Regions from separate parts of the Mus musculus genome. Here all the other regions are linked to region 3. The links are chromatin loops, found by intact Hi-C in ENCODE. Cell type or tissue: gastrocnemius. All regions are shown on one strand. Region 1 has its middle 35 kb from the start of Gm20655. Region 2 holds the start of Reps1 (RalBP1 associated Eps domain containing protein). Region 3 overlaps Ect2l (epithelial cell transforming sequence 2 oncogene-like). Region 4 overlaps Reps1 (RalBP1 associated Eps domain containing protein).

Evidence for each region. Peaks named below come from ENCODE experiments on the same cell type or tissue, not always from the same donor. Only the 100,000 strongest peaks of a DNase experiment are listed, where the experiment ranks them.
Region 1: it touches region 3 in a loop (2.1-fold over the local background); 15 of 42 quality-filtered maps call a loop at or near these places.
Region 2: it touches region 3 in a loop (8-fold over the local background); 30 of 42 quality-filtered maps call a loop at or near these places.
Region 4: it touches region 3 in a loop (2.6-fold over the local background); 9 of 42 quality-filtered maps call a loop at or near these places.

Annotation. Positions count from the first base shown.
Region 1 is chr10:17,866,564-17,874,563 of GRCm38, forward strand. No RefSeq gene overlaps it. Among named protein-coding and RNA genes, the nearest start is that of Gm20655, 35 kb to the left of the region's middle. In gastrocnemius, a CTCF peak has its summit at 3,615 (motif pointing left); a DNase peak (open chromatin) is centred at 3,578.
Region 2 is chr10:18,050,530-18,058,529 of GRCm38, forward strand. It overlaps Reps1 (RalBP1 associated Eps domain containing protein), which reads left to right and starts at 5,411. Exons shown (of 20, transcript NM_009048.2): 1 at 5,411-5,586. The coding sequence starts at 5,434. In gastrocnemius, no CTCF peak of the experiment used is centred here; DNase peaks (open chromatin) are centred at 4,999, 5,631 and 6,198; H3K4me3 peaks cover 2,314 bases; H3K27ac peaks cover 1,494 bases.
Region 3 is chr10:18,192,866-18,200,865 of GRCm38, forward strand. Ect2l (epithelial cell transforming sequence 2 oncogene-like) reads right to left here. Exons shown (of 22, transcript NM_001370991.1): 3 at 7,057-7,169. Among named protein-coding and RNA genes, the nearest start is that of Ect2l, 14 kb to the right of the region's middle. In gastrocnemius, a CTCF peak has its summit at 4,646 (motif pointing left); DNase peaks (open chromatin) are centred at 4,635, 4,947 and 5,216; H3K4me3 peaks cover 523 bases; H3K27ac peaks cover 233 bases.
Region 4 is chr10:18,102,815-18,110,814 of GRCm38, forward strand. It overlaps Reps1 (RalBP1 associated Eps domain containing protein), which reads left to right. Exons shown (of 20, transcript NM_009048.2): 9 at 1,340-1,461; 10 at 4,854-4,934. Among named protein-coding and RNA genes, the nearest start is that of Reps1, 51 kb to the left of the region's middle. In gastrocnemius, a CTCF peak has its summit at 4,839; no DNase peak of the experiment used is centred here.

The sequences.
Region 1 (8,000 bases), 330 kb before region 3:
CTTAAAGAATGGTTTTAAGTATAACCCAGAACTTTTAATCAAAATGTTATCATATAACTTCAAATTATTTTCATGTATCTTTTAACATTTTAAGAACTAATACATAAGTATCTACAATGTTCATATATTAGCTTTTAACTAATAGATTAATGCTGCTACACTTATCAACGATACAACATATGCATCTAAATCATGTGGAATATGTTGGAGTTTCATAGTCCAGCTCATGGTCAGTTTTGGCAACTGTGCCATGTACAGTGTTGTATGCACAGGCATCTCTTAGTCAGTGGTTCTCAGCCTTTCTAATGCTGTGATCCTTTAATACACTTCCTCATGGTGTGGGACCCTTCAACCATAAAATTATTTTTATTGCTACCTCATAACTTCAATTTGCTACTGTTATAAATCATAATGTAAATATCTGATATGCAGTATATCTGATATACAAGCCCTGGGAATGGGTCCTTCAACCCCCTTAGGGTTAAGAACCCACAAGTTGAGAACCATTGGTCTAAACTATGCTATTCAAATCTTCAGGCTTATTAATCTATTTGGCCACTTGTGCTGTGAGTCAAAATTTCTACTATTATTTCAGGTTTTCTAATTATCCATTTTGTTCTATTAAATATTGTCTTACATATTACCAGGGGTATATGAATTTATGTTTGTGGTAACTTTGGTTTGAAATGATCATTTTATTATAAAATATACTTTCATAAAACTAGTAACTTGTTGCCTGAATGTCTACTTCATCTGATAAAATGCAAATGTGAGTTTCTCATGGTTAATATTTGCATGCTTTAATATTGTCCACTCTACTGCTTTCAATTTTTCTGAATTATTTTACTTTACAACACAGACTTCTATACCACATAGAGTTGAGATTTGTCCCTTTTTTAGATATAATTAATATGTATAATTAAACATTAACTTATTTATTTTATGGCTGTCCCATCTATTTTGTGTTTCAACTTTCTTTATGTTCTTTTAAGCCACTAACATATTATTTTTATTATCTCATTTCTTTTCCGTTAACTACTTTTAGTCATAGTATTTCATTACATATTTTTTGTGGTTACCATAGGGATTTCAACATTCATCTTTGACTTAATAATGTCTAATGAACTGCATTGTCTTTTCAACTTCCTGCTCCAATAAGCCTACTGGGCATTACAACTGCATTTCATACATTTCTACTATCTTCTGATTCATCATCCTATTAATTTAGGGCCCCTCAGTCTTTATTATCTAAACTATTGTTATATAATCCATTGAGCTCTTAATTCCATTTACCAGAGTTTCTACTTGTAGATATTCCACTTGACTTATGGTCTCATTTTCTTGTTTAAATTTCTAATTGAGTGTTCTAGGCACAATTATTTTAAAGCCATGCCTAATTATTGCAACATCTGATTGCTTGAGAAATTTTATATTAATTTCAATAGTTTTGCCTATAAGTATACCAGAAGAAAGCACATTTGATTTCTGGGCATTTTTAATTAAAAACATAATAAAACTTGTGGAATGTGAACCAACAGTCAGGTAAGGTGAGAAACTTAACCTGCCTAGTCATAAATTGAATGGTCTGAAGCTGGGCTCCAGCCTTTTCAGAGCTATCTATCTCCTGTGGTGAAGTGATTTTGGAGTCCAAACTAAGAGCCAGGAATGTTGCAGTCCGGATCCTAAACCACTGGCTGTCTCTAAACTCCAACTTTTGCTCTTGACGCTGCATGAAACTAGAAAGCTTTGACGAGTTTCCCAGCCTCTCAGTCCAGTGCCTTGAAGAAGAAAACTAGTCCAAAAGTCACTTTCTCTTCTTTCATTAACCAGTTCCAGCCACGTAGTCACTATAGAAGAAACTGCAGAATTCCTCTCCTCTCCTCTCCTCTCCTCTCCTCTCCTCTCCTCTCCTCTCCTCTCCTCTCCTCTCCTCTCCTCTCCTCTCCTCTCCTCTCCTCTCCTCTTGGCTCCTTTCATTGCCTCTCCCCACCCCCTTTCCCTCATTTTATTGCTCTTTGTTTTCATTCTTTCTCTTCTTCTTTCTTTTTCATTTTTTCTTTGTGTATAGTATAAGCTGTTTGGGACCTTGCTATTATGGAGACCAGGCTGCCCTCAAATTTATAGTTAGCCTCTCAGTTTTGTCCTCCCAAGTGCTAAGATTACATGTGAGCATTGGCAAGCTTGCTGTTTGAATATCAATCTCTTCATCCTAAAATTCTGATAATTGATCACATTTCCCTTGAGCTCAAGTTAAATGGTTCCCCACTAAATTGGCCTGAGTTCTTATTTCTCTAAGAATCAATTGTGGAATATTATTTGGTTAATTTTGCTAAGATTTTTGTCATGACCTAGTACAGTGGAAATAATGTCATTTGTGAGACCAGACAATGACTCTGAGACCACAGGTGGTTTAGGTGAAAAATGTACCAAGTTAATAGTGCCTATTCTAGCAAGAGACATGATGACAGCATACATGACAAGCATTTGTTAAGCTCAGCCACAATGATTGACAAGTAGAGCATCCCAGCAGTTGCTTTGTGCTCTCTTACATTTAAAGGAGCATACTTGTTAATAAGGCAGATAATTCTTCCATTAACTAAATTATTAGCAAAACATGCATCCCATTGACTCAAACTTTTCTATTACTTTGCATATGAGTTTGATAGAAGTTTGAGTCAGGTAGAAAAAAGAAAGCATGCTGTCGATTGTCTTTGTCCTTTGGGGCTACTGTGACAAAGATACCAGTGATTGTGTGGGTGATAAACAAACAGAAGATATTACTTCTAATTCTGGAGTCCAGGAAGTCCACTAGTCATGTTCTGAAAGATTTCCTGTCTGTAGAGGGCTCATGTCCTCACCCGCAGCCATCTTCATATTGTAGCAACACAGAGAAAGAAACTAGGGAGCTCACAGAGGTCTCCTTCAATGAGGATCTTAACTCCCTTTGTGAGGCCGATGTCTTCATGATCTCATTCCTTCCCAAACGCCACACCCTTCTGCATCATCATGTTGGAGGTAAGAATTTCCATATAGAAACTTAGCAGGGCATCAAGCATTCAGTGCGTAACATCAGTTGAGATGTGGCTGTCGGGAAATAAAGGGTTTAAGTGACTACATGTCGAACAGAGATACTGCATAGAAGGCCTAATGCTCTTCTATCAGCAAGAAAATAAAACACTACGGATCAAAGTGACCAACAAGGTAAAAATCTGAACCAATTCAAGACAGTCTGAAAGATGAGACGTTAAATAAACTGGCATTTTTCCCCCCAAGGGAGGGGCCTATGTGCTTGCTCAGCTTCCCAGCTTCTCCTCCTCCTGTGCCCGCAGGGAACAGACATCTGATTTGTAGCCTGCTTATGTTAGTCCCCTCAGGTCCCTTCGTGTTTTGACATCTCCAACCTCACTGTCAGATTCTAAGGCCCATCCCCCCAAACTGCAAGCAGGGGCAGATGACAGTGGCTTTTCCCTCACATTCATAGTGGGTTTGTGCTGCCACTTGCCTAAAAACACTCCTCTGAGTTGCTGGCTTGCCTTCCTGCCTGCCCAGACACAGCCTCTGCAAGGCAGCCACCTTTAGCACACAGAGAGCAGCAGTGCCACCTACTGAACCACTAGAGGCAGAACTGTCTTTGCAGCCAGTCCCAGACAGATTGTCACTTAATCTGGCAGGACTGCTGTACATGGCAACAGAACTGAAAACCACCTTTGTACAGCAACTAAGTAGGTCTTCTCTTCTGCCAGAGTTAGTAATTGTTTGCTGCTGCCACACTGAAGAGGGTCGCAGGAAGTGTATTCTGTTCTGCAAATGAAAACCGGTTGTAGTTAGGACCTAAGCTGTATCCCAGGTCAATTCAGCAAATGCAGCATCCAACAGTGAATGGACTCCTAAGTTCTTACCCTGTGCTAGGCACTGTGCGAGGCACAAAAGTACAAGTGTAAATGCCTACAGCAGAAAGGCTAAGGAAAGTTGGAAGGCAGACATCTGTTCCCTAGACAACAGACTGCACTCACAGAGCTCAGCTGCATGCAGACATGTCCTGATTTTTGACATTGTAATATGACCATGTCATATAGAGTTAATGATGGAGAACTGCACAATAGAGGAGAGAGAGAGAGAGAGAGAGAGAGAGAGAGAGAGAGAGAGAGAGAGAGAACAGCACAATGTTTTAAGTAAGTTTGCAGCTATCCTAGGTCCAAACATATGACTCAAAGGATGGATGGGGAAAGTCTGGACTTTCTACATTTTCTTGGATTGTATTGTTCCTGATACCAAGTTTAGATTAAAAAGCTGTAATGAGTTCCTCAACATTTTGCTATATTTTGTCTTTTTTATAATTAATTAGAGTTCTATATCATTAAATTCTCAATTCACCAGATGCCCACACAATAATTTCAGAGCCAATTGATGATACAAGCTGCCCACCTAGATTAGACAGGTTATTCCAATTATTCTGTCCTTTTATGATATTCATAGCTACCTGTGGCTATTTAAAGTCACTCAGAATCTGGATCATCTTCCTCTTCCTTCCTCTTCCTTCCTCTTCCTTCCTTTTCTCTCTCTCTCTCTTCCTATCCCTGTCTCTGTCTCTGAAAATCTTAGCTCTGCCTCCCTTTTCCCTGTCCAATCACAGGCTTCTTATTGTATTAACATTTAAATTAATTGGGGGAAAATTCTGCTACATTTTACCCTTTCTGTCCAAATAAGCAAACCTTTTCTTTCAAATATAAATTGTGCACAACTATTACCACTTTGTAATTTATAAAATACAAGATAGACCTAACACCCAGTCCATAATTAATAGAACACTCTGTTATCTAACTTTTAAAAAGGTTTATAAATCCATATGTTATTCCTGGTTAGCTTGTATATTATCTGAAAACTATCTCTCAAATATATTCACTCAATGCTAAATAGTCTGCAATGACCATGAGACTATAACTAGTCTTTCAACCCCATCAGAAATCCGAAAATGACCAACATTATCTGAAAATATAGGAAACCTAACACAGCTTTCAGAACTGAGACAAATTGTAGAGGCAGCTGCCTACCTATACAGCCCCAGAAAGTCAGGAAGTTGGAACATCAGGCTTCAGCCTTCTGGCCCAGGATCAGCTGACAGATCTTGAAAAACAGGAATTATTAAGGACTACCTTATTCTGTCCAAGCAGAACTAAGCTGTCCTAACCTATACCTTTCATCCTCTCAAGGACAGTACAGGTCTGCAGGACAGGTAGGCAATTTCTGCCCAGTGGCCACCTAGCCACAATGTATCACCTCACCGGGAGGTATAAATGCTTAGCTGCTTCTTTGAATCTATGAATGGGAAGCTTTTAGGAGCAGATTTGTCTCAACAAATGAATAAATAACATTAAATGTCACATTCTGTGGATTTCTAATGTTTTTGAAAACCAACTATCTATGTAAAATAATCTGGACTATTGTCTGTTAACTACCCTCATCTATTTCTAATTAAAATATCTGAGAACACCCTAATAATACACTTAGAGCCATGCATTTGCTATTTGGCCCTTAACTCACAGGCTTAAACATCTCAGATCAGTCTATAATAACAGTAACAGAAGGATTGGGTCCAAGCTTTGTACTTCTAAAATTTGTGTATCAATATAAGAAATTTATACTAATGAAAACCTTGATTTTGCATCAAAATAAATTCTATACAAAAACAAAAAATTATGACTTCAACTTAGTAACAATTATAAAGATTTCTACCAAATGAGATTATGGCTATATAATCAATTCTGGCTGTTTCTTCCCTGTTCCAATTATGACCATTTCTAAATTCCTTAGAAAGACAACCTTAGAATAACCACCTCCAGCCCCAAAGCTCAGGGAACTGGGACGACGACTCTTTTCAAGTGGAATATGGGCATTGAGATATTTTTGAAGGGGTGGAGGAAAGGGTAGGGAAAATGGGGGGGTTGGTTGGCTTTAAGAAGGCCACACCAAGGATTGAATTAGTCTCTGATGTCTGTGTCCTGACTTGATCAAGTTGAAAGTCCAAGACATCAGGAGTTCAAGTAACTCAGTTCAGCATGTCTGACTATGAGACTCACCAAGGCCGTCTATTCAAAACAAAACTTTAATATCATCAAGATAACTTTTTTTGGTTTGATTCTCTGGAGTCTAGTTCTTCAGGAGGTCTCCCTTCATCCTATTTGACCTTTTTACTCTGGAAGGTGTATAGACACTAATCACCTTTTCTAAATATGCAAAGACAAAACCTTTCTCCCAAATCTGCATATCCTTGAGCCAGTAACCAAAAAACAAAACAAAACAACAACAACAAAAAAAACCCCTTTATTTTGACCTCTCTCAAAGATGAGTATTGTAACCACAAAACTCAACATCACACCCATTTTGAAAATTAAAACAATTCAAAACAAATGAAGTAAATTAAAATATTGTATGTGCCTATTCTTAAGCCTTTTCTATTTTGCCATGCAGGATAATAGCCCAAAATTTCCATGGAGCCCACATTAGAGAATATGAGTTAGTTATCCTGCAGACCTTATTACACCATCTTTAAAACAATTGATTCATACTTCTATCTATACCTGCTTATAAGCAGGCAGGTAGTCAAACCAGGATTTAAACCCAAAATTTCTGTGGAGCCCACACTAGACAGAATTTGAGTATCCTGTAAGACTTATTAGAGCAATATATCTTTATACCATCTTTAAAGCAATTAATTCAAACTTTCACTAATATCTGCCTATAGGAAGCAGGTAGTTTTTACTTGTTAAGCTCTCTGCCTAGAGCAGCCATCCTGTTACGCCATCTATCTATTGAGCTCTCTACCTGGAGCCACAGACATTACTACTACCTGTGCATAGCAGATAATTATCACTGCCCTCTCTACTTGGAGTCAGTGACTAATTTTCTCTATCCTAGTTCCAAACTGCAGGCGAAATTCCCCATGTGATTTGGACAAAATCTGTATATAAATCTATCCTAAAAGCAAATAATCCCAATTTTATAAATTTACAGTTAAATCAATATCTGCCCCAAGATGTAGGCAGCTTCCATTCTCTAGCTCTCTGACAAGGGCAGCCATCTTGTCTCTTTCTATAGCAGGGCACCTCAGAGCCCTCTTTCTTTGTTTTGAAGTTCCCATGCTTGAGTCCATGTGACTAGTCCCAGCACCACCTTTCTCTCACTTAGAAAATAAAACTCTACTTCTCAGGCTAATAATCTTACATTTCTCGTGGATTCTTGCCCAACTCATTGGTTTGCCACCTGTTGCAGGAAATTTTTTTTTTTTTTTAAATCCATGCTATTGCAGGCAAGCCACAGGCAATGGCTGACCTGTTCTCATCTCATGGAGACTCTCTGACTCAGAACTCTGAAATCTCTCCAACTTGCTCACTAAGTGCCCATTGGCAGGTCGCTACCACACCAGCCCCATACTTCAAAACTCCCAAGTCCTTTTGGGGTACACATCAGGCAAACCCACACTTTGCCACCATACCTTTCTCTCTGGAGCCCAGCCAAGCCGCTAAGTGAAGGAAAACACCACACAAACTTAGTTCAGAAACAATTATAACTCAATCGCTGGGGACATCTAGAATCTTAATCTTGTAAGCCATGTTAAATCCAGTGGGAGGCACTGTTTGAGGAGGGCTAGGAGGTGCGGTTTTGCAGGACAAACTATGTTACTGAGGATAGACTTAAAGAGTTCATAACTATTTCCCTTTTCTAGTTTGCTCTCTTGACTTCCTGTTTGTGACCTGCTGCCTGCTGCCATGCTTACTCACCATGCTGGTCTCTTGACCCTCTATAATCACATAAAGTCCCTTTCTTCTTTGAGTTGTCTTGGTCGTGGTGTTTTATCACAGCGTACAAATATGGGCTAGGTAGTCAAGAATTTCAGAGTTGTGTATTAACTATTTTTTGGGAGCTCTCATTTCTGCCTGTGAGCCTTCATGTTTCCTACTCATTCACGCTCCACTCTTCTTGCAAGCTTCTGTGTAAAGTTA
Region 2 (8,000 bases), 140 kb before region 3:
GTGGGGCTCTGGTCACAGGGCTGTAAATGTAATTAAATAACTGTGTTTATTGAATACAAAGACAAGCCATGAGGTGCCAGGCTTCGTAGTCTACATCTGGAACCCTAACTCTTGGAGGCAGAGGCAGGCGGATCAGAAAGGAGAGCTGGTTTCAACACATAAACACCACACCCTGTGGGTGGGGATGGAATGGAGAAAACAATTCGTGGACTGTAACTTGTGGATTACATGCTTGACAATAAACTTACATCAAGAATGAAGAACTTGACCAGGAGAGATGGCTCAGCGGTTAAGAGCACTGACTGCTCTTCCAGAGGTCCTGAGTTCAATTCCCAGCAACCACATGGTGGCTCACAACCACCTGTAATGAATGAGATCTAATGCTGTTTTCTGCTGTGTTCGAGGCCAGCCTGGACTACAAAGTGAGTTCCAGGACAGCCAGAGCTACATAGAGAAACCCTGTCTCAAAAAAAAAAAAAAAAAAAAAAAAAAGGAGAACTTTCAAGACTAAACAATAAAACAAACAAACAAACAGTTCAATGGGCTGGAAAGGTGGCTTGGCAGATAAGAGTGTGTACTACTCTTGCCAGGGGTTGTGGCACAGGCTTTTAATCCCAGCACACTCGAGCCAGAGGCAGGCAGATCTTAGAGTTCAAGACTTGCCTGGATTATATAGTGACTTCAATCCAGGACTACACAGAGAGACCCTGTCTCAAAAAGGAACAAACAAACAAACAAGCAAACAAAACCAGCAAAAGAGTTTATACTACTTTCGCAGAGGTCCAGAGTTCAGTTCCCAGCACCCACATCTGACAGCTTGTAACTGCCTCTAACTACAACTCAAGGGATCTGATTCCCTCCTCTGGCCCCTACTGGAGCAAGCGAACGTGTGGGCGTGTACACACACACACACACACACACACACACACACACACACACAGACACACACACCAGATAGGTAAAACAGTTAAGTATATAAAAAGGAAAGTTTTTTTAATGTTGGTTTTCACCAAAGACAAAACAGATAATCTGTAGGCCAGGAAATGCATGAAAATCTGCCTATCGTCCTTAGAAAAGGTTTGAATGGCAGTGAGACACCACTATTCGCCCATTAGATGGCTTTATAATTACTCATGAGGATTTAAGAAAAATACTGTCGTTTCATATATGTTTCTAGTGGGAATGAAACGTAATATCGCTGTTTCCTAAAACCATTGGGAAATTCTTTGTAAACATACACGACCCCGCACAGATATTTCATTGAAAAGAAATACTAGGGAAAAAACGATTAGAGATTCCCAGTTAAAAAAGATTCTAAACATTTTCTAGCAATAACCAATTGTTTGATCTTGCTCCAAAACCAGCATTTGAAAATCTGTTTTGACATAATATAGACCATCTGTTTAAAATGGCTTTCCGATGATGTCACTAAAAATTGATATGCCTAGAAATGCACAGGAAAGAAATTAGACTGGACTTCACAGGGGTCACATGGTGAGTTGTAGAAGTTGCATTTCTTTCCTTTCATATCTTGAAATGTCAGTGAAGTGAAGGATACAGACAAAAGCCTCACCTCCTTGTGAGGCTTAGAAGTTAAGCACCCAGCACACTGGGGGATGCATGGTGGGGGCAGGGAGAGCAGGGGCTTCTCCATTTTGATGGTGCCCTCATCCTTCTCTCCCCATCACAGTGTGCCTTACAGATCAGTGTTGTCCAGGATACCTACCTCCTCGAAATGGGTCCGTGGCTCAACAGCAGTAGTTGTTAGCAACTGAGGCTACTCAGGTGCTTCTAAGCAAACAGGGGGAGTGCACTGTGTTGCTTTTCTTTGAAATTTGTACTATTGCTGTTTTTATTTTAAGATTTATTTTTAATTTACATACATCATGTGTGTGTGTATGTCTGTGTGGATGAGGAATTGTTGTGTCTGACCAACAACAAGGTATTGTTTCCTCTGGAACTGGAGTTACAGGTGGTCGTGAACTGCCCAACATGGGTGCTGGGACACAAACTCAGGTCCTTTACAAGAGTAGAGTGTGTGACTTTTAACTGTGGAGCCATCTCTTCAGCCTCATTAGTGTCTTTTTTAACTTAAAAAAAATCTTTTTCAGACAGGATCTTTCTATGCAGCTCAGGCTGGCCTCAAACTTTCTCAATCTTCACGCCTCAGCCCCCTCCCCACTGTTGGGAATGTACCACCACTCCTGGTCTGGTGTGAGTTATTCTTTGCCCTCATCTGGGCCTGTTGTCAGTGAGAAGTACCCTGTTTCAGGGCCTGCTGTACTCTAGGAAAGCTTTACAGAGCAATAGAGCTACAGACGGAGAACCTAACACTCTATAAAGCTCCTGCCGAGGCTAATTTAGCATGAGTTATGGGCAAGAGATAACAGAAAGGACAATGGAAGAAGGAAATGGTGGTGGGAGGCTAAGTCTGACCACAAGGCCCCTAGACTCTGTGATCCTCAAAAAGAAAATCCGGCAGCTCACTGGGACAGCATGATCAAAGTATAAGTGTCTGTTTATTTGTTTCTGACAGGCTCTCACTACGGAGATCAGGCTGGGTTTGAACTCACAATCCTTCCTTTCCCTGGGATTATATGTATACACACCACACCTGGCTTTCAAAGTATAATTTTGACTTTTTAGTTCATGCATGTGAATGTTTCTGACTGCTGCATGAATGTATGTGCACCATCCATGTGCACTGAAACCAGAAGGGAGCATCCGATCCCAGGAGCTGGCTTTAAGGATCCCGTGCGAGGCTGTATATGTGCTGGGAAGGGAGTTTGGGTCCTCTGCAAGGGCAGCAAATGCTCCTCACTTCTGAGCCATCTCTCCAGCCCTTCACAGTATAACTGTGAACCCACTCACTGTGCTGGAACTTCAGACTCTCAGGACTGTAAGGGACAGGTTTATTTATGGAACGGCAGGGGAGGGGGAAAGGACAGATTATGAACTGAGAGGGACATTTCAGAGCTTAACGCTTGTACATGATGCGATCTTGCAATGACTTCAGATTTTAAGAGAGGCACAGAGCTGTAGTTTACTGAAGCTAGGAAGTTAGAGCCCGGGATGCTTTCTTAGCCCATCAATACTAAACTTCATTTGATCACTTGTGATTGAGGTACACCTGTATGTGACAGGCCTTGGAAGGGTGGTGACGAAGAAATGAAACACTTCTACTGAATAGAGAGCTAGTGGCTCAGGAGACTTAAGAAAGGGTACTGGTTTTAGAGTTGAGTAGGTTTAGAACCCTGCATCTAGATATTTAGTGTCATGAAACTTACAAGTTGCTAACACCATTTTTGTCTCAGTATCCCAAGTTTTCAAAAAAGGAAACCCTTGTCAAGCTCGTTTCACGGGGCTGTTGTCATCAATGGTGTAATCAGCATAAAATTTTAGAAAAATGAATATGTACAGAAATTCATATTTGGATATCAGCTAGACATGCAATAAGGAAAAAGAATTCAGGTTAAGAAGAGCAAACACAGCACAACAGCTGGAGATCAGGTGTTAGCGGGACTGTTCTCCAAGACGGAGCCCTCGGAACAGGAGAAGGAACGTGCAAATGTCTGTGTGAGGTTTCAGAAGGAACAAAGGCTTAGGGCAGGATAGAGCTGCTAGGCCATGGGGAGGTGGCAGGGGAAAAGAGACCAGTGACAGCAGGAATCAGTCCCTACCTCATTGAACCTATCTTTTAAAAATGCACACACACACACACACACACACACACACACATACCCAAACTGCAATTGTGAGTATGAATTGTAAGACGTACTAAGCACTATATGAAGTAGAGTAACATGAAAATATCGCCACAAAGTGGCATCTATAAAGACTTACATAAAGAGCTTCACAGACGTTCATTTAGATTTAGCCTCCAAAGGAGGCATTTGGTGCCAGAGTTCTTCTTTCTGTTTTCTGGGCTGTTTGAGATAGGGTCTAGGTTGGCCTTCTGTGTTCTGTGAGGCTGAACATGACCTTGAACTTCTGATCCTCCTGTCCTCTACCTCCCAAATGGCTGGGATTACAGGTAAGCACCACCACACTTGATCTATGCAGTGCTGGGAATAGAACCCAGGGCGTTGTGCACACAGTGCTCTAACAAATGAGCTATATCCCCAGCCCTCTATGTCTGCTCATTCTTATAATGATGTCCCCTTAATGGGCTCTATGTAACAGAGAATAAAAACCAAACTTGAAAAGCCCTCTGTGTAATCTTCCTTGGCTCCCGTTTCTGAAATACTTCATATTTAATGCTGACAAGGTCGCGGGCTGACTGGTGATGGTATCCCTTCACTAGGAAAGAAAAGGCAGGGGATCAAGAGTTCAAGTCCAGCCTGACTTCATAGAGTTTCAGGAAAGAAATACTTTTAAAAGATTAAAGGCTCGTTAAGGGTCTATGAACTCCAGAGACAGATGCAGATTAAGACTCCCCCCCCCCCACCCCCCAGAGGAAGGAAGGGATGGTGAGCAACAAGAGGGCCTGGAGTTGGCTGAAGGCCTACACAGGTTTCCCGAGTGGATGGCATAAACCGACAGTATTTGGTTCTCGGTGAAAAAAAAAAAAAAAAAAGGTGACTTTTTTTTTCTTTATTTCTATTTTTTCAAACTTGGTTTTACAGAAGACCCGGCTTGGGACCAGATCGAGTTCAGCCTTGGTTTAAGCGTCCACACCTGAGCAAGCTTCCCTGCTTCAGTGGACGGCGCAAAGCGATGCACTTATCCTCGTTAAGTGCAAACCGTTAGGAAATGCTGCACGCCAGAAGCTGCCGCACCCCAGCCCGCAGTGCGACCTGAACCCTCCGCGTCGCTGGGACGCCGGTCGGTCCCCAAGTGCCCCCAGCCTGGGGTCCTCGCGGAGGGCGCCCAGGGCCACTCGCCGCGCCCCGCCGTGCCGCGGGGCTCCGGCCAGCAGGGGGCGCTGCGGCCCGCTCTCCCGGGAGCGGCCGAGCCAGCCCGGTGGGTGTTTCTCTCTCTCTCTCTCCCTCTCCCTCTCCCTCTCGCGCTCTCTCCTCCCGGCCTCACATCCGGGTCTGGAGCGCGGCCGCCGCTGTCAGTGCCGGGCCGGGGCGCAGTCAATGGCGGCCGAGGGAGGCGGAGCGGCGGCCACGCGCAGCCCCGAGCCCCCGAAACTTTAGACTTCGGAAGCCCCACAACTTCTCGGAGGGGGGCGCGTGGGCGGAAGGGGAAGCCGAGGCGGGAAGCCCGAGGGACGCGGCCGAGCCCGGAGCCGCCGCCTCCTTTTCCCCACGCCGAGCTTGCGGCCGCGCACAGCCGCGCGCCACCGCCGCCGGCTGCCCCGGGCCACACGAGCTCGCGGCCCCGCGGGGAGGCCGTGCCGTGCGCAGTACCCCGCCGGCCGCCCCGGGTCGCGGGGCCGGCGCCCGGGTGGTGCATGCGGGGCGGGGCGGCCGCCGGGCCGAGGCGAAGATGGAAGGCTTGACGCTGAGCGACGCCGAGCAGAAATACTACTCGGATCTCTTCTCCTACTGCGACATCGAGAGCACCAAGAAGGTGGTGGTCAACGGGCGAGTGCTCGAGCTGTTCCGGGCCGCGCAGCTGCCCAACGACGTGGTCCTCCAGGTACCGCCGCGTCCCCGGCCGCGCGGGCCCCGGGCAGCGGCAGCGGGAGTGGGCTCCCCCGGGGACGGGCAGAGGCCGCAGGTGCGGGAGCGGGGTGCGCGGGGACCCCTGGAGGGGGAGGGCTCGCCGTCCGGGTGGGGGCGGGGGTCTGCGGAGCCTGCATCCCTCCGGCAGCCTGTGCACTGGAAGAGCAAGGTCCCGGGTCTCTCGGGTTGTGTGTGCATCCTAGCGTCTGCTGGATATGCCTACTATAGTCACATAGCTCTTCGACTCCCGCACAATAGGAAAGTTACGACTATAGGCAGGCAAAATGCCATATGGATTTTTGAGCGAGCCGAGCAGACTCGATGAAGTGAGATTTGTTACGCTTAAGGTATCCAAGAAGCAGGTGGTTTGGGTTTTTTTTTTAGGGGGGGGGTTGTTTTGTTTTGTTTTAAATTTAAGGAAGCTGTGTTCTTAGGGGAGACTAAGAAATTTGAACTTCTGGCTGATACTTGGCATGTAGATAGATGTGAAAAGAACTTGGTCGTAGAATGGGTGGCCGGTGGACAGTATCTTCTAGTGCCCTTCCCGGGAATAGTCAGTGGAGCTTGTGGGTTTGGTTTGGGATTTATTGAACAGCTGGAATCAGACAGCGGATAGTCTCCTCAGTCTGTAACTCTGCCACTCGTAACTCTGTAGCAGCAAGGGTAAACCTTCTTTGTCGCCTGTTTTAGAAGTGCTAATATTTGTGATGAGCATTAATGCTACTGCTTAATGATTCATAGCTGCTATAGTAAGAGCCTGTTTAAACTGTATGGGAGGAAGGAACCGTCTTAAGTTTTCATCCTCATATTGATCCCAAGCCAGTTATCCAAATCTCCAAACACATGGAGATGGAAGTGGATATAATGCAGTGGAAGCAGAATATTGGGCCAGAGGTTTGATTTTACTTTGTTTTGAGACAGCTTATTGCTTTATATCCCAGACTAGCCCTGAACTCAGGGTCCTGTTGCCCCCTCAACTGCTCAGGTGCTGGGACGTGGGTGTGGGCTGGGCCAGGAGTCTCCAGGCTTTTAGAAATCTCATCACTCTGCCTCCTCAGCCTCCAGTTCTCTGAGGCCCATCTTAGAGTGAAAGTCAGTTTTCTTCTAACAGAAACCCTTGTGATATAAAAATTTCTACACACACCTCGAATATAGACAATACCCGAGTGCCTACTGTGGTTTAGGGAGTGAATTCTTTCTCACTTTGCTTTTGTTTCATTTTGTCATTTTTTCTTAACCCTGGGGTGTGGTGGGGAAAGGTGAGTGTTTTAGGTACCAGGGAAGGATAAGAAAGTCTCAGATCTGTGCTGCTGAAGAGGACAACATAGTGACAATTTTAGGCTTTCCCAACAATTCAGATTCTGTGTGGATTCACTGTTTTTGTTTTTATGGCCCTCTTACGATGAGGAAACCAGGTTTAGCTTGGGTTCACACAAAACATCCCATAGTTTGCTGATGGGTTAAATGATATGGGGCTAGTGTCTAATGGATTTGGTACAAAACTTACAGGTTCTGGACAAGAAGCCCCCCATATTCTATTTTAGCTCATGTCTTTGGGGTTCAGAGTTAACTGGAAATGACTTTGTCATTCTAATGGTACACAAGACTTTTTTAGGGTGTTTACATGTTTAGGGCATAGAAATTAGTGTCCATTAACCTCCAGCTGAGATATGTTCAATTGAATCCAACTTATTTTCATATTTTACTCAATTGTATTGGCATTTGAAAATAAATTTCTATTATCTTTGTACATAGGTAGCTTAAGTCGTTTAAATATTTGGGATTCAATTACACGTTGGAAATTGTAGGATCCCTGAAGCAAGACTTCCACAGTAACATGATCAGGTTGACGATCCCTGACCAGGATATCTGCAGTACTCCTAACCTGAAAACTTTGAGGGCCAAAATATCACAAGTGGAAAATTCCATATTATGAAACTTTCTTGTTCAGAATTATCATTCTTTTAAATTGACTCTCAAACTGTGGGACTACTGTGCATATGAGATGTAAAGAGATCTCTTCAAACTTGGATCCTACCCCCAAGATATCTCATTGTGTGTACACAAACCTTCAGTTTCAAGCATTGCTGATAAAGAATAGCCAACCTGTACTGAATAGCAATCTGGAGTCTTGAAGGCAGCTTACTTAAAATTTGGCCTAAGACATAGAAATGTGAGACTGAAGGGGAATGTGGATTTAGTTTCTCTTATGAGAGTTTGAGATTTTCTGAAAACAGCATTCCATGGCTCTCAGGGAGAAGCATTGGGGGTAATTCAAACATATCCCAGTTTTGTTCTCTTTGTTGAGCTAGATGTTGGAGGTTCAACAGAAGCACAAGGTGCTCTGAGGGCTTTGTAAATTACAGGACCATTCAGGTGTAAAGAAAA
Region 3 (8,000 bases):
TTGCAGAGACAGAGAAGGAGGAGACAGGTAGAGGAAGGAAGGAAGATGGAGCAGGAGGAAGACGATCCAGATTCTGTGTGGCTTTAAGTAGCCACAGGTAGCTGTGACTATAAGAGGAGGATAGAATAACTGGGGTAATTTGTCTAATCTAGGTGGACCGCTTGTATCATTAATTGTCTCTGAAATTACTGTGTGGGCATCTTGTGAATTGAGAATGTATTGATATATAAATCTGACTGATTCATTATAAGATTCTAGAGTTTTGATTTACTGGGTTACTGGAATTTGGGACCATCAGCCACAGGGGTTTATGGCTGAGAAGGTACAGGAGGCTAGGAGGCTGGCAAACTGAAGAAGGGAAGACTGCCTAGCTAGAGGCGGCTCGAGACCACAGGGCGGAGAGTAGCTGGGTGTAGCTCGGGAACTTGCCATTCTTTTAAATATTTCCCACAACAGTTTCCTGCCTTCCACATCAATCACACTCTCCTGTACACTGGAGATGTACTGCGGCTAGCTCTCGACATAAGAGCAGTTTAGACAAACAAGGTACCGTAGGTGATAACATCACGTGTGTGGTGGTTCTACGTGATTCAGGGAGACTTTAAACACAATAGAACTGAGCCACTGAGAATGTAGGGACTGAGAACTTCCATGCAAGACTTGCTTAACACGTCCACTGGTCTCCACCTCTCCCCCTACACGACAGCTTCAGGAGTCTGGTTTCCCCTTTGCTTTTAAACTTAACCATTTCTTGTTTGGGAGGAGCCTAGAGAGATGGCTCAGTGGTTAAGGGCTCTGAGTGCTTTTACAAAGGGACAGGCTCTGTTCCCAGCACCTACGTGGTGACTCACAAATGCCTGTAACTCCAGTCCCAGAAGATTCAATACCCTCTTGGGACCTCTGAAGGCAATACACATTTGTAGTACACAAACATATATGCAGGTAAACATACCCATATATATATAAAATAAATATAGATAAATAAACTTGCAGGTTTTTTAATAGCTTCATCAATCCCTACAAAACGTCTCAGCCGTGAATGAGGATATTTTATGATTGCTCTAATGGTGTAGAGCGTTGGCGGATGCTCAGAACATGGTCCTTAGTGGGAAGGAAGAGACAAAATGACCCAAACTTCCAGACTCTCTGCCTGTCCAGATACAATAGTTGGCAGTACAGAGGTACGCCTTGTCTCTGAACACTGCCTGCTCCTTTTCTGACAAAGTTCTACCTTCTCAGCTCCCGAGCCTTCTCCTTTGTCCATCTGGGTGGGCTCCTTGGTAGAATCTAGTCTTAGCAAAGAACATTGCTAAGTCATTTCAGAACAAATCCCAACGCTTGATACTTGATCACCCTGGAAATCTGATCGGGTTCCTGATCCTTCGGTGTTTGGAGGAAGAGGGGAGGGAAGGTGTCTGATCTTCTGCCTGTCTCCAGCAGGAGCCTGCTAGCTTCGTTTAGACAGAATCCCCTCGCCTCATGGTGATTTCCAGCCACTCTGCTCTGTCCTTGGCTAGAATTTTTACCTTGCCCATGTCTTCAGTTCAAGTCGCATCCTTCCCTGGTGACAAAGCCCACAGCAGTGATGGCGCTAGCAAGGTCCTGAAGAGTCTGTTCTCGTTCTGCTTTGGTGTTATACCATCCCTGGGCGATGCTTGTTCTTAAAACAACGTCCCATTGCCACGTGCAAATGCTCTCCTTTAAAATGAGTTTCCAAACTCAAGGAGATGCTGCTGCGCTGGGCTCTAATTGAAGCTGGAAGTATGTTGTCTCTGAAAAACTTCACAGCCAGGTTTCTTGACAGACTACACCAAGTGAGATTTCCTCACCCAACGGCTTGCAGGGGCCACACGGAAAGAGTAAGTGAGTGGATTAGAGAGGACATGGGTGTTCTTAGTATACAGGGATGCGTGCGTTGTCCTGCCCCTGCCCACCCCCACGTCCATTCTGCTCTGGTGAAGACGGGTGACCAGACGTAAGATCTCTTGGGTTACTCGTGACCTTCCTTCTTTCTTCTGTCCCTCCCCTCCCCCACCGCCCGAAAACGCAGTTGCATGAATGTTGCCACACCCACCCAAGAAGGCTACAAGTTTAAACTTCTCCAATTCTGGAATGAAAGGCCTTTGTAAGAAGGCAACGCAGCAGCAGACGCAGCTGTGCAGAAGCAATTTAAAACCGGTCTCACCAGTGCAGCAAGGAGAGCAATTCACAGCCCTCGAAGGTGTCTCCAAGTGTGACAGAGACAAACAGCCCAGCGGCCTTCAAAGGTCAATTTAGTCAAGCAGGTGGGGGGGGGGGGGGAGGAGGGGGCGGGGCAGAAAAGTAGACACCAGCAGGAACCTTGAGGCCTGCTGAAACATGAGTGTCATGTCCTGGAGAAACTTCATAAGGGAGGGATAAAGACACTTCCTGTTAAAAGGAGGAAGACTGGCCAGAGGGATGGTTTAAGAAGCTAAATAAATAAATAAAATCTTAGTGATTATAAAATTCCTTTAAAAATCATTCTAGGAGCCGGGCATGGTGGCGCACACCTTTTATCCCAGCACTCAGGAGGCAGAGGCAGGCAGATTTCTGAATTCGAGGCCAGCCTGGTCTACAAAGTGAGTTCCAGGACAGCCAGGGCTAGACAGAGAAACCCTGTCTCGAAAAACAATAAATAAATAAATAAATAAATAAATAATCACTCTAGGGCTGGAGAGATGGCTCAGCGGTTAAGAGCACTGACTGCTCTTCCAGAGGTCCTTAGTTCAATTCCCAGCAACCACATGGTGACTCACAACCATCTGTAATGAGATCTGACACCCTCTTCTGGTGTGTCTGAAGACAGCTACAGTGTACTTACATATAATAAATAAATCTTTAAAAAAAAAAAAACAAACAAGAGAAAGAATGGGAGTGGAGCTGGGGTGGGGGAGGGGAGAAGATGGGAAGAAGCTGGAGGAGGGGAAATTGGGACCAGAAGATAACATATGAAAATGAGGATTTCAACAAAGAAAGAGAGAGACTGTAAAACAAACAAACAGACAGACCAGAACCATAGCCTCTGTCATGAGAAAAAGTACTGTTCTACAAATACAGTAGAGTTCGCCCCAGACTTCAAGCAGTTAAGTGATGTATATTTTTCATATTTATTATGTTTACATTTGGGAGGAGAAAGACTACAGGAATAAGAAGATTAAAAAGAAACACTGAATAAATAACCAAAATTTGATGGTTCTGTTACTGTTACAGCCACTCATTTCAATCCCCAATATATACTTCACTTCATAGCTTTCATTTCTCCCACTCTGGGGACTGAACCCAGGCCCTCGTACACTGGAGGCAAGTATTCTAAGCTCTTTTGTATGAATGCTTAAGAAAAATAAAAGGGTCAAGAAAAGGCCCCAGGTAAAGGCACTTGCTGGCAAGCCTCACTACCTGAATTCAACCACCTGGACCCACGTGATGCAGTAAGATACCAATTCCCACGAGGTGTTGTCCAATCTCCACACTCACGCCCTGGCTCGTGCCTAACCACCATCCACTACATACACTAAATACATAAATCTGATGAATACACAGAGCCTAGAAACTGGTCTAAAATGGAATTTTAAAGAAAAACAAAACTAGGAAAATAAAAGTTCCTCTTTAGAAAAATCCGGATACAGGTGTTCAGAGTAGCATTATCTTCAACAGCCTGAGGGGGAAACAAATCAAATGTTTACCAACTGGTGACAGTATGAAATATTATAAGTCCACAATATGGAATGTTTTTTGACAAGAAGAAAGTAGTTAAAAGTGTGCTATAAAATGGATAAACCTTGACATTTTAATACATGAAAAAAAAGCTACAAAAAAAAATCACCTATTACCTGGCTCTATTTATATAGAGTCCAGAGGGGGTACATTTAGAGAGATGGAAGTAGACTTGTGTTTGGACACATCTGGAAGGACAGGTGATAAGGAGTGACTATCATTGACTAGGGATTGACTGGGAATGGTGGAATGTGTTAAACTTAGATTATATGAGGACCACAAAATTCTGCCAATATTCACTTGAGTCCTTCAACTGCCAAATGTTATTGTACACAAAAATTATATTTCGGTAAGGATCATTTAAGGGAAGCTGGTTGTATTAACTTGTTAAAACAAACAAGCAAACAAACAAAAACGAGTCGAGCTTCTAGATCTAACTAAAATTGAACACAGCCCGAATGGGATTAGACTGTTAACCCAGTGTGAGCCTCTAGAAAGTTGAGGGCCAGGTAAAAACCACCCACGTATGCAAGCCTGAGACTGGGAAACATGTGACTAGGCAGATCGTGTTCAATAACAAAAACAATCACTACAAGTTAAAGACGACCCCAGAAGGACAAATCTAGAAACCAAAAACTCCCACCCAGCTTCCTGTGAAATCGGCAGCCCCGAGCGCGTTAGCAGCTGCGTGAACTATGACTCACTCGCTCACTGATCTCTCTGTGAGAACGCAGCTGCTGTTAAAGGAAGCAAAGAACAAACCAAAACAAAAACTACACAACAGGTTGGCTCCACATTCTCATTCCACAGAAAGAAGCATTCAAGCGCCAAAGGGTACAGTTTCTAGGGACAGAATGTCAGGTTAAGCAGCCTCAAAGTACCACAAGATCTCTAGTGACCTCTGGTGGTCAAAACTGAAACTGCTTGGTTCATGGTCCCTGAGACTACAATGTGATAATGGATGTGAATGAAGTTTGGTCTGTCTGTCTGTCTGTCTGTCTTGTTTGTTTGTTTGTATCTATTTTCTAGAATGCTGGAAGGTAGGGCAAAAGGAATCACAGAAAATGACTACAGTGAAATGTGCCTCCCCCTGATCGTCAGACAGCTACTGAGCAGCCTCTACGGGGCTGCGGAGATGCTCGGTGGTTAAGAGCACCTACAGCTCTTCCAGGAGCCTGAGTTCAGTTCTCAGCATCCACACTGTACAGCAGCTTACAAGCACCTGTGCTCCATCCCCGGGGGATCGGACATCCTCTTCAGGCCTCACAGGCACCCCCTCCATAGACACACACATATAAGAATAAGAAAGTATATCTTCTTTAAAAAGAATCTTCACAATTTTGGCCCTGAAGAGGATGGGAACTCCACAGGAAGACCAACAGTGTCAACTAACCTCGACCCTTGGGGCTCTCAGAGTCTGAACCACCAACCAGAGGACATTCATGGGCTGGACCTAAGCCTCCCCACACTTGTATGTCGCAGATGTGCAGCTTGTTCTTCATGTGGGTCCCGAACAACTGGAGCGGGTGCTGTCCCTAAAACTGTTGCCTGTACGTGGGGTGTGTTCTTCTCACTGGGCTGCCTTGTCTGGCCTCAATGGGAGAGGAAGCGCCTAGCCTCGCAAAGATTTGAAGTGCCAGAATAGGGGGCATGGGGGACACACCCACACAGAGGAGAAGGGAAAGGGGTAATTAGGAAAAGGGCAGTTTGAAAGCAATGATGAAAAGCATAATGAAAACCATAATGAAAGTGGCTAACCCCAACTGTCCGTGAAACATACCCAGAGTCTCCCTAAACAAACAATAGGAAATAAGCCACTTCCTGGAGTCCCCTCTGCAGGTGTGGCAGAGCTCCAGGTCTCTGTCCACTAGTTAAAGAGTGTCAGTCTGGGGACAAAGGACTACATCTCAGAAATGCCACTCTGTTAGGATTGTTGGCCGAAGACACCAGTGACTGCCCCAGACAGACTCAAGGGGACCTCTTTGGAGATGAATCCGGCAAAAATCATTCTCACAGAAGCTGCTACTACCCAGCTAGGTCCTCCAGTCAGGTCCAGGCACACTGAGGGGCTTTCTAGAATATTCTGGTTACACACACATCTTGAATACCTCCAGTTTCGCTGACAGGAGTCCATATCTAACACTCAGCTGGCTAATTAATAAATAAGCTACTGGCTGCTCTGACTGTCTCCTGAGTCTGATGTTGGCTCTGCTCACTGGAAAGTACCTGAGAGTAGCTGAAGCATAGCGACTTCACAATTAGAGGAAACTAATAACCTCTAGTGTTCCAGATCAGAACACTAGCTGCCCTGGCTGTGATTTCAACTTACCAATGTCACACTGTCTAAGCCAAAGGGCAGTGGAGGGATAGTCAACCTGGGGATACCTGTCTTGTCATAACCCTCAAGGCCACTAGTATTGTCCTTTCTTATGTTTTATCAGTCCCAACCCAGCATTTAATAATCATTTGTGAAATGTCTACCTATGTAGCAGACATTCATCTGGCATATATTGTCTGTCCGATAGCTCCAAAGAGAATTTAATGGAGCAAGAGAATAGAGCAAACACTGACAAGTGTTTGTAGAAATGGAGCAGCCTCCCCATGGTATGAGGCTGTGAACCTCCAAGGCTCTGCTTCAGCCCAGAGACAGAAGCAGGCGCTAGGAGAATCTGCATAAGCCTTAAAATAACAATTGCCTCCGTTTTTTACAGGGAAAAGAGAAAACTCCTTAAGGGTTATATAAACATTTTACCATATTTTGATGCCATTAAAAAATCAATAATTACACCTGAAAGACCCACAACGTGAGGACTCCCCCACGTTCTGACTCAGGAGAGGCGACACCCCAAAATCACCCACAAGAAACGGTCTTGCTGCAAATTGCAAGAGGATTTTTATTCAAGAGCGCTCTCGGGCCTACGGTCATACACCACGCAGGGGTAGAGGACCGTGGTGCCCCGAGTAGCTGGATAAGGGGGTATTTAAAGGAAGAAACCACAACTCAAGGAAGTGGGGAGGGCGTTGTTGGAAGATACCAAAAATACCAGTTAAGAGTCACAAGGAAGTACAAAGTCACAAGTGTCAGGTTATCTCTCAAGACAGTTTCTAAGAGCCCCTAACAATCTAAGAGCCCCTAGCAATAGCACCTTTGCATAGTGGGTTCCAGCAATGGTCAGGGTGGGTCAGGGTGACTTTCTTTGAATGAATACTCCTTGAACCCAGGAAGTGGGTGGGTGGAGGAATGTCACTATCTGTTTTATGATTAGCATACCTTGGAGCACTGAGTTTACTAATCTTTCAACATCAGCATGCTATTTTTACCTTAATTGTGATTTTGAGCATTGTGAAAGAATCACGAATAAGAATTCCCGCCGTTGCTTGTTGGTCCAGAGGTCAAACCAGTGACTTATGAGAGTAACTCTTTCCTGAAAGAGCTGGAAGAGAGGAAAATGAGGTCTCCCTATCCACTTCCATATGTTCTCAGTTGCTAAGCAACAAGTCAAATAACAACCTCATAGCTAATATTTACATTATTCATGACAGTTTACATGTACTTTCACATAGGCTGTAGGGTTTTTCCTTTCAACTTAAAGTGCTTTTATCTAGCAATACAGGCAAGCCAAGGCTTGTTGGGTGGGCCGGAGGAAAACCTAGGAGCTGGGTAATTACTGGGGAGCTAAGGGGATCCCCTGGAAAACAAAGGGTAATGATGGGATCCACATCTCTTGTTTTTACCTAGGTTAGTGTAGCCTAGGGCCAGAGTCCTAAATGTTCATCCTGTCTACTGACCCCATACACTGCATCATGGGAGCAGGACCGGTTAGTATAGATTTGGTTTTCTTTTCTTCTAGCTTTGGGGCTTCATAATATCCACAAAACTAAAGATTGGTCATTATTGCACACTGCCATTGTGAGCTGTGTCTCCAGGGAGGTCAGCATCCCTGAAAGCAGGATTTCAGCTCTCCTTCACTTATGCAAAGACACTGATTCATTGTCTTGATTGTAGACCAGTCTTCCCCACCCCGCCCCCAGCTACATCCACTCTCCTCCCATTATGGAAGCAGCTGGACCCACACGAGCTGCTTCCATTAAAAGCTGGTGAGATCGGTCTACTGTTCAAGGAATTCTTCTTGAATCATTTTCCAAAGCGCGGGTGCTGCATGAAATCGCACAATGGGCGCACAATGGAAGTGTGGATTAACAAAACACAGAAACATACATGAAGTGCCCCTGCCTCCACCACAGACAATCACGACGTCCTGAAG
Region 4 (8,000 bases), 90 kb before region 3:
AAACTGTGAACACTGTTACAACCAGCAGTGGTTAACTGTGATTCTAAGAAAATGGAAATGAATTCAACTCAAAGAGTAAGCAACTTCAATAAATACTTGTTTTCATCTACGTATTAGTTACTGTATTGGGCACAGACGAGAAGGCTTCTGACTAGAGTGGAAAGTTGGTAACTGTACCCTGCTAGGTATTACTGTAGAGCTGTTTATTTATAAATCCAAAGTAGAATGCCAACATTTGTTAGTAAATGTCTTTCATTTTGATGAAAAAAAAGCTAAAGACTAGTTTTTTTAATTCTCCCATGGTCAAATGAACAGATGGTAGATTCATATTTCATTATGTAATTCCTGTTGGTAGGGGATGTATTCAGAGCTCTGTAAAACTTGGAAAATCGGGATTTAGTTGTCATTGAAACTCCTTCTGTTTTAATAATTTTCAAGATACTTTAAGGTTTAAATGAAATTGAAAGTAGAACATGATATCTAAACATACTAAACCTCCATTTTTAAACCATAGCATAGGTTCATAGCTATCTCACTCTAGTCTGGAAGCACTAGTGTACATAGTGAAATAAGAAAGCATAGGTTTTGGGGCCCAACTATATATAACTCAGTGGTAGGAAGAGCATGTATTTAACATACACAGGCCCTGGGTTTGAGCCCCAAGCAAAACCAAAAACAAAACAAAAACCGTAAAAAAAAAATCCAAGACTTACATTTGGACTTGGACTATATGTGGCCATCTGGACTTGTTGCCTCTTGCTCGTGGACAGCTGCTCCGTTTGAGGTGTAGCTGTATGGTAACTGGAAGGTTTTAGAGAAAATGTTACTGATTTGGCAATTTTCAAAACAATTCCAAGGGAAAACTGAAGAATTTTGTTTGCTAGAAAGCATTTTGTATTGGGGAAACCTGACTTAAAGTTTATTTACTGTGGGACATCACAAGCTTTGACTGCAGCACATAGGGCAATACTCTACTTGGCATTAGAGGATCCCCAAACTCACTGGAGCCGAAAGTGTAATCTTTCAGCCTCCTTGCTGAAGAGTGCTCCGTGGATGTACTTTGAGAGGAATCCATCCCTGTTATCAGAGAGCTACATCTATCTATCTCATGTTGTTCTTTTGTTTACTTCCAACCTGCCTTTCTTTTCGTGAACAGTTTGGGATCCATCATATTAATTAGACTATAAATAATAAGTATTATCTGTTAAAGTATCTACTTTGAGAAGGAAATTGAGAGTATAAATTACCACTTATGCAAATTTATCTGTTAGTTACTCATAAGTAAATCAGCCAAACTAACATATGTTGCTGATGGGAACTTTCTGTGTCTACCTTGCAGATGTGGGGGAGCAGCCAGGTGAGGTAGGTTACTCAGGCTCTCCTGCAGAAGCACCTCCAAGCAAGTCACCGTCGATGCCGTCCCTGAACCAGACATGGCCAGAGCTGAATCAGAGCAGTGAGGTTAGCAAAACTTCCCTTTCTCTGCTTGAAATTAGCTTGTTTACGGGAAGAAGTTTCAAACAGGATCGCTTCACCGCAGGATACCTCCAATACGCACACACACCATAGGATTCGTCCAGCACATCACATATCACGGGATTTCTCCAGTATACACACACACAGTGTACACACACACAGCATGGGTCGTACAGTCGAGGACCTCAGGGAAACAGTGACAGAAATCCTACTAATCATGTGGCTTCTGAAGTTTCTGTACTGTGTACACTATCATATGGTTTCCACCATCTTCCCCACCATCACTAAAGCCTTGGGAATTGGGTAGGGCAAACACATAAATTGAAAGTCAAAGGGGAGTAACTTCACCAGATCCCATGTCCGGGGTGATTCAAGAGCAAGATTGATGCAAATCTTTTGCTGTTTCATCAGCTGCTGTCTACTGAGTCTATGTAATATATATATATATATATATATGGTATATGAAGATATATTTTTGCAATCTTGCCATGAAGTGATACAAGAGACAGGTCACTAGTGTAGCTTTCTGCATGAAAAAAAGTATTTTCATGCAACACAAACTACTTATAATTAGTTTTATTTAATACAAAATGGAGGCTAGACATGGTAAGCACACACATTTGATCCCAGCACTTGGGAGGCAAAGGATCTTTGCGAGTTTGAAGCCAGCTTGCTTGGTCTATATAATGAGTTCCAGGACAGCCAGAGATGTGTAGAGTCCCTGTCTCAAAACAGCAAAAGAAAATAATAATAGTACAAAATGAAGTAATTTTACTATATTAATACGACCAGTAGTGTGCAAAACAGAGTAGGTAAAAGCACACTGCTTCCCAGCTCCTGGGCTCAGGCCTTAGGAAACAGTAAAGAGGACACTGGTAGAATTAAGAGGAAGGGCCTAAGCGCCCACCCCGTTCTGTGCTCTGGAGAGCTTTCTGAAGAAGTTCTCTTTGTTACCTGAGTTTTATATCTACAAAAGGAGATTTGTTGACTTGTAGGAAAGCGAGCGTTTTGCTCTTCTGTCTTTTAAAGCAGGACAGTATTTCGTTAAAGTCTTACTAGCTTAGGGCTGCCGGGGAAGGAGAACTGGCAGTTCCGTGTGACTTTGCCTTCTGAAGACTTAAGAACAGCCAAGGCAGCTCTGCCATTGCACTACCACCTCACCAGATGCAAACACGTTAGCACACATGCCTGTGAGGAGGGACGGAGTAAGACCTGTAAGAATTGCTAGTAGAGATAGCTTATGCAGAGTAAGAGAGGTGTTTCTAAAGCTGCACTTAGGTTTTTAAAAAGCAATATTAAGTTAACAGAATGCTTCAGCCCTTTACGGATTATACATAAAAGCAATTCTTCCCAAAGTATAAGGAGTCCATATCCAGGCGTGATCTGGAGAGATGGAGTAAATATACTTTTCAGTTCTGATTTTAGGTGCATGCATTATCCCTCTCAAAAAGTTCTATCAGGGTTTTTTTTTTTTTTTTTACAATGCCTAGTAATAAAATCATAAATGACATAATTTTGCTATGCATATTTTGATATGGAATTTATGCTATGCTTAAAAGCTAGTAAAACAATGATTTTAAGATGCTTTGGTAGTAGCTATTAAAATATCTACTTGGAATATAAATTTAGGTTATATTTTATCTCCCACAAACCCAGTATTATTTCAGTGTTTATTTAGTACTGATGGATATAGATGAGGTGCTATGAGAGAAAACACTAAAATCCCTAACTTTTTAAAGCACTTTTGATATGCCAGTCTCTTCAAAAGACTTTTCACCTGATTTACTTAGTCCCTCACAGCAGTCCTGTGAGGTCGGTATTACTAATTTCATGTTAAAGATGGTGAAACAGGAGCACAGAGAGGATGTGTAACTCAGCCAAGTCCATGCAGCCCAGCCAGTATGCCAGTAGTCAGGTGCCGGAGCCCATAGCTCTTAACGCTGTGCTTGTCCTGGCGATGAGACCCACTGCCTTCCAGGGTGCTGAGTTCTGCGTGGAAGCTGTTTTCCATGAGGTAGAGAATTCAGTTCCTTCTAAATCCGTGTAACAGTAGTTATTGAGGAAGAAATTAATTCTATTACCAAATTCGTTAAATTGGTTTCTGATGTGGAAGCCCATAATAAAAGTGAACTGTTGTAAGCTTTTGTCACAACTTTGAACTAACACTTTTCTCTTTGTGACCTGTAGGATAAGTTATTGAATGCTTTTATTAGCCATTTTTTGTGGATAATTTTCAGCAATAATCTCATTTGTTAAAGCTTAATTTCTACATATCTACTCAAATTGAATATCACTGTTTTAAATAGAAAGTTGAACTTTGAAGCATAAAAATATATATACTCTTACAAACTGAATTTATAAGAAGGACTTTGGTTAATGAGGTAGTTGTGTCTGTGTGTAAGCATTCATGTGTATATATTGTATATGTGTAAGTAGATGTTTCCCTCAGAGGGCAACTTATCATTTTTAAGAAGCAGATTTAGTAATAGTTATAATACAACTTTGATGAAAAAAATCTGTACTGTTACTAAGATCTCAAATGGAATTTCCTACAATTAATGTTGACTTATCATTCCACCTGTTTTAAGAGGTATGATATTTCTTTGTGTACCTCTCTTAGAAAGTAGCTCTTCCCGTGCATCTCCTGTGTATAACACATACTCAGGCAGCTGCTCGATGTGCTCTCGTGGCTGCATTCTCACTTCCTAGCATGGGGAGGGGCCTGATTGGCAGCTCTGTCTTGTGATCTGGCATGGCCCTGTTTGTAGTGCTGATCGCAGAGGTTGACTTGCTACAAATTGATAAATAAGCTAAAACGTTATTAATTCCAGAATGTCTTGCATCTTATCTGTTATATTTTATTAAATATGCATATGTATAAGATATGTGCACGTTCATAATGGACTCATCTTTCAGGGGTCGCACTGGCAAGTCGCACTGAATGCTCCATGCTGATTAGAACCTGAGCTCCTCGGCTTCTGTGGATCAGTGTTGTAACTGGGGTTTGAGCAGGACCTGAGTTAAGCACTGTTCTGGTCCGGACGACCCTGTGCGTTTCTACCTGGTTGCCATTTCCGTCACCTATGCTCTGTCTCCTTTACGGTGTCTTGAGTGTTAATTCTGTACAAGTTTTAATCTCATCCATAGAGATTACATTAAATTTTTACTGTACATTTGCTTATGAAGGTGTTTGCCTTCTGTTTATAAGATGGCCCAGCACAGATAAGTATGAAGTGATTATGGGAATTACAAACTACAGAATTTTGTCGATCCTGCGAAATGCATCTTGCAGTGCAGCCTCTGAATGACTTGCTAAGTCTTCTCCAGTGCATCTACTGCATCTCCCGTGCTGACGTGTCTCTCCTCTGTCTGTCCAGCAGTGGGAGACATTTAGTGAACGCTCTTCAAGCTCACAAACTCTGACCCAATTTGATTCTAACATTGCACCAGCTGATCCTGTAAGTCAATCACTTAGCTTGCTTGTTTGAAATTAATTTTATTAACCCAATATCCATCATTATGGTTTTTACTGATATGCATGATTCAGTGTAGTGCTTAGAGGGAAAGTTGGCAGGCCTTTGGGGTTTTTTGGGTTTTGTGGGTTTTTGTGCTTCATAGTGGAAGAACATTTTTGCCATTCTTCATATTTTGTAGGTTTTTTTGATGAGAGAAAACTTTATGTTTATGTCTGTAACGAATATTTTTGTGATAGTCGATCTGGTTAGCCATGTTACATCTGCTAAGTGTATGTTTTATGAAACATATACTGCTTGTTTCAATTACATATTTTATTTGTATGCTTACACATCATGTAACATGTACTCTGTATGTAAATATTTATGCAGTGTCATTTTCAAATATTTCCAATAGCATAACTTTCGTTTCATAGTGTGTTAAGTTTAGCACAACAAAAACAAGCTGATTTATAGTTACACAGTAGTTCTGTAAAGCATGTCTTGTCTCTGTGATTTCCTGTGTCACTTGAAAAAAAATGCTACAAAGTTCGTATCCTGATTTAAAAAGTTAATTCTGTTCCTATAGAGTCACACCCCACCTGTCCCTCAAATGCTGGAAGACATTTAAACTATAGATAGAAGTTGCTCTCAGGGTTCATCCTTTACTTGGTCTTTCTCTCTTTAGGACACATGCTAATACGCATACTGTGTGTAAACAAACAAAACACAAAAGGAAGCAGGAAGGAAGAAGAGTTTAAAAGGTTTTTAAATGATCAGAGTAGAGAAAGTGACACATGGCATTCATGCCTCTGCCCCACACTGGTGGCCCAGTGTTAGGGTTTGAGTTGAGAGCCACACAAGCCAAACGCCGAGCTCCATCCTCAGTGCAGACACATTCTCTGTAGATGTTTCTGATCTCAGCCAGCCAACGCTTGTTATTCTTTGGGGAAAGTGGCATTAAATACTGCCCTGGCGGCAAATTAACGAGGCCTTGCTGTGCTTTACGGGATGGCTTTATAGCTGTTCAAACATAATGTATGGGTAGTTTTAAAATGTAGACCTGTATTGTTCCCAAGACCAGTTAATACTGGATTACCCCTGCATCTGCATCTTTTCTTACTAGATTCAAGGCTCTTGTCTTTGATTTTAATCTCTGAACATTTAAGAGAAATAAAATATTGAAGTTTTTGCTACTTGTTAGCCACATTTCTGGTCTCTTGGGACATGACACGTTCTGTAATCAAGTTTACCTTTAAGTCTCCTTTAGCTTTAAGCTTTGGTTTTGGTTTTTGGTTGTTTTTTTTTTTTAACTCCCTTGTTATTAACATAGTTTAACTCATGAAAATGTTTTATGAATTTTATGAATTATGAAAAGCTTGATTTTTTTTTTCTAACCCTTAAAAGACAGAAAATAATCATTGATAGTATTAACACTCTTCCAGACAAGGCCAGAACATTATTTGGGGAGATTTTTGTTTAGTTATTTGTTGCTTTTGGTTTTATTTTGAGACAGAATCTTGTTTAGCTCAAGCTAAACTTAACCCCTATGCATGCATGACTGGTAGGAAATGTAGAAAAAATACTTGATGTTCTTATTGTATCTTAGAAATAAAGTCCAGATTTATAAGTGCCAACACTGGTGCTAAAAATGATATAGCTCAGCAGGGCCTGGTGACACATGCCTGTAATTCTAGCCCTTTAGTGCTTGAGACCAGTGATCCTAGGCTACAGAGAGAGACTCTGCCCAAACTTGTTATACAGCTCAGTACTTTCCATCATTATCTAGAGTATGGCATGAAATTTTGAGAAAATAAGAGATGTTTGTTCATTAAGATTTTAAACTTGAATTTAGACTTCTAAATTTGGTCAAATGTAGGTGATGCTATTTAGAGTTTCAATTAGGAGACTCTACTTTCAATTAATTGTGTGCCCTTATATTGTCGTCTTACACCTCATTTAATACCCAAGTATTGCCTGTCGATAGACCACAGCTGTAACTACAGTCTTAGATTAAACAGTCTTTGTGAGACTTGAATAAACCAGGGCTGCAATTAAGTGAATCTGGGCATCATGGAGGGGTGAAAGCAAAGAAGAGTACACTACTGTTCTGGTGTGAATTTAACATTTTTATTGTTGGGAATCTTTAATGGAGTGGTTTTAAAAACAAAAATGTTCATTGTTATCTGCTGAGTAACTGTCTGTGACCAGGCAGGCTCCACACTGATCTAGTGGCACAGTGCAGCAACTCAGAGGCTTGTTGGGATGGTGCCGACTGGCCTGTCATCTCTAGTGAAACTGAAGCTCTGGCGAGCTCATTTCCACAAACTTGTCTCTTCTTGAACAATTATCCAATAATTAGTAACTTCTAGTAGAATAAGCTTCTGCTAGGGTGAATGTCACCAGCACACCAAGGAAATGCTAGACTGATGACTAGCATCATGCATGAGTCTTTAGACTGATTCATGCCTGTTCTTGATGCTGTAGAACTGAGGGGCTCAGCATATTAAAATAATTTGATCACCTGTTAGAGCCAGGCAACTCACCTGGTTTGGTGGTATCACCTCTTTGATAATCTATAGAAGTAAAAGATGCCAGAAGTAAGATTTCAACCTTAAAGGAACCAGTTTAATATTGTTGGTTGATGATCATAATGCTAGTCATGATAATTATCAAAGTTGATAACTGGGTAAACTATAGGCAAAGAAGGGATTGGCTAGCTTAGCCCAAGGTGCTTGGGGAAGTTATGGTCAAAAGAAGGTATGTTATTTGTATAATGAATTTTTTTAAGCTCAAGGACCCTTTTATTAGCATTTAAAAGGGAAATGGCCGAGCGAGCAAACTATAACTCAGTGGCACTCGGCTTTTCTAATGTTGTTGCCCTTTAATGCAGTTCTTCATTGTTCTGACCCCCCAATCATAACTTTATTGTCATTGCTACTTCATAACTATAATTTTGCTATTGATATGAATTGTAAATAACTGTGCCTTAGACAACCCCTGTGAAAGGGTCGTTTGACCCTTCCTTGTAGCTGTCAGGAAGAGGGAGATGGGAAAAGAAAGAGGAAAGCC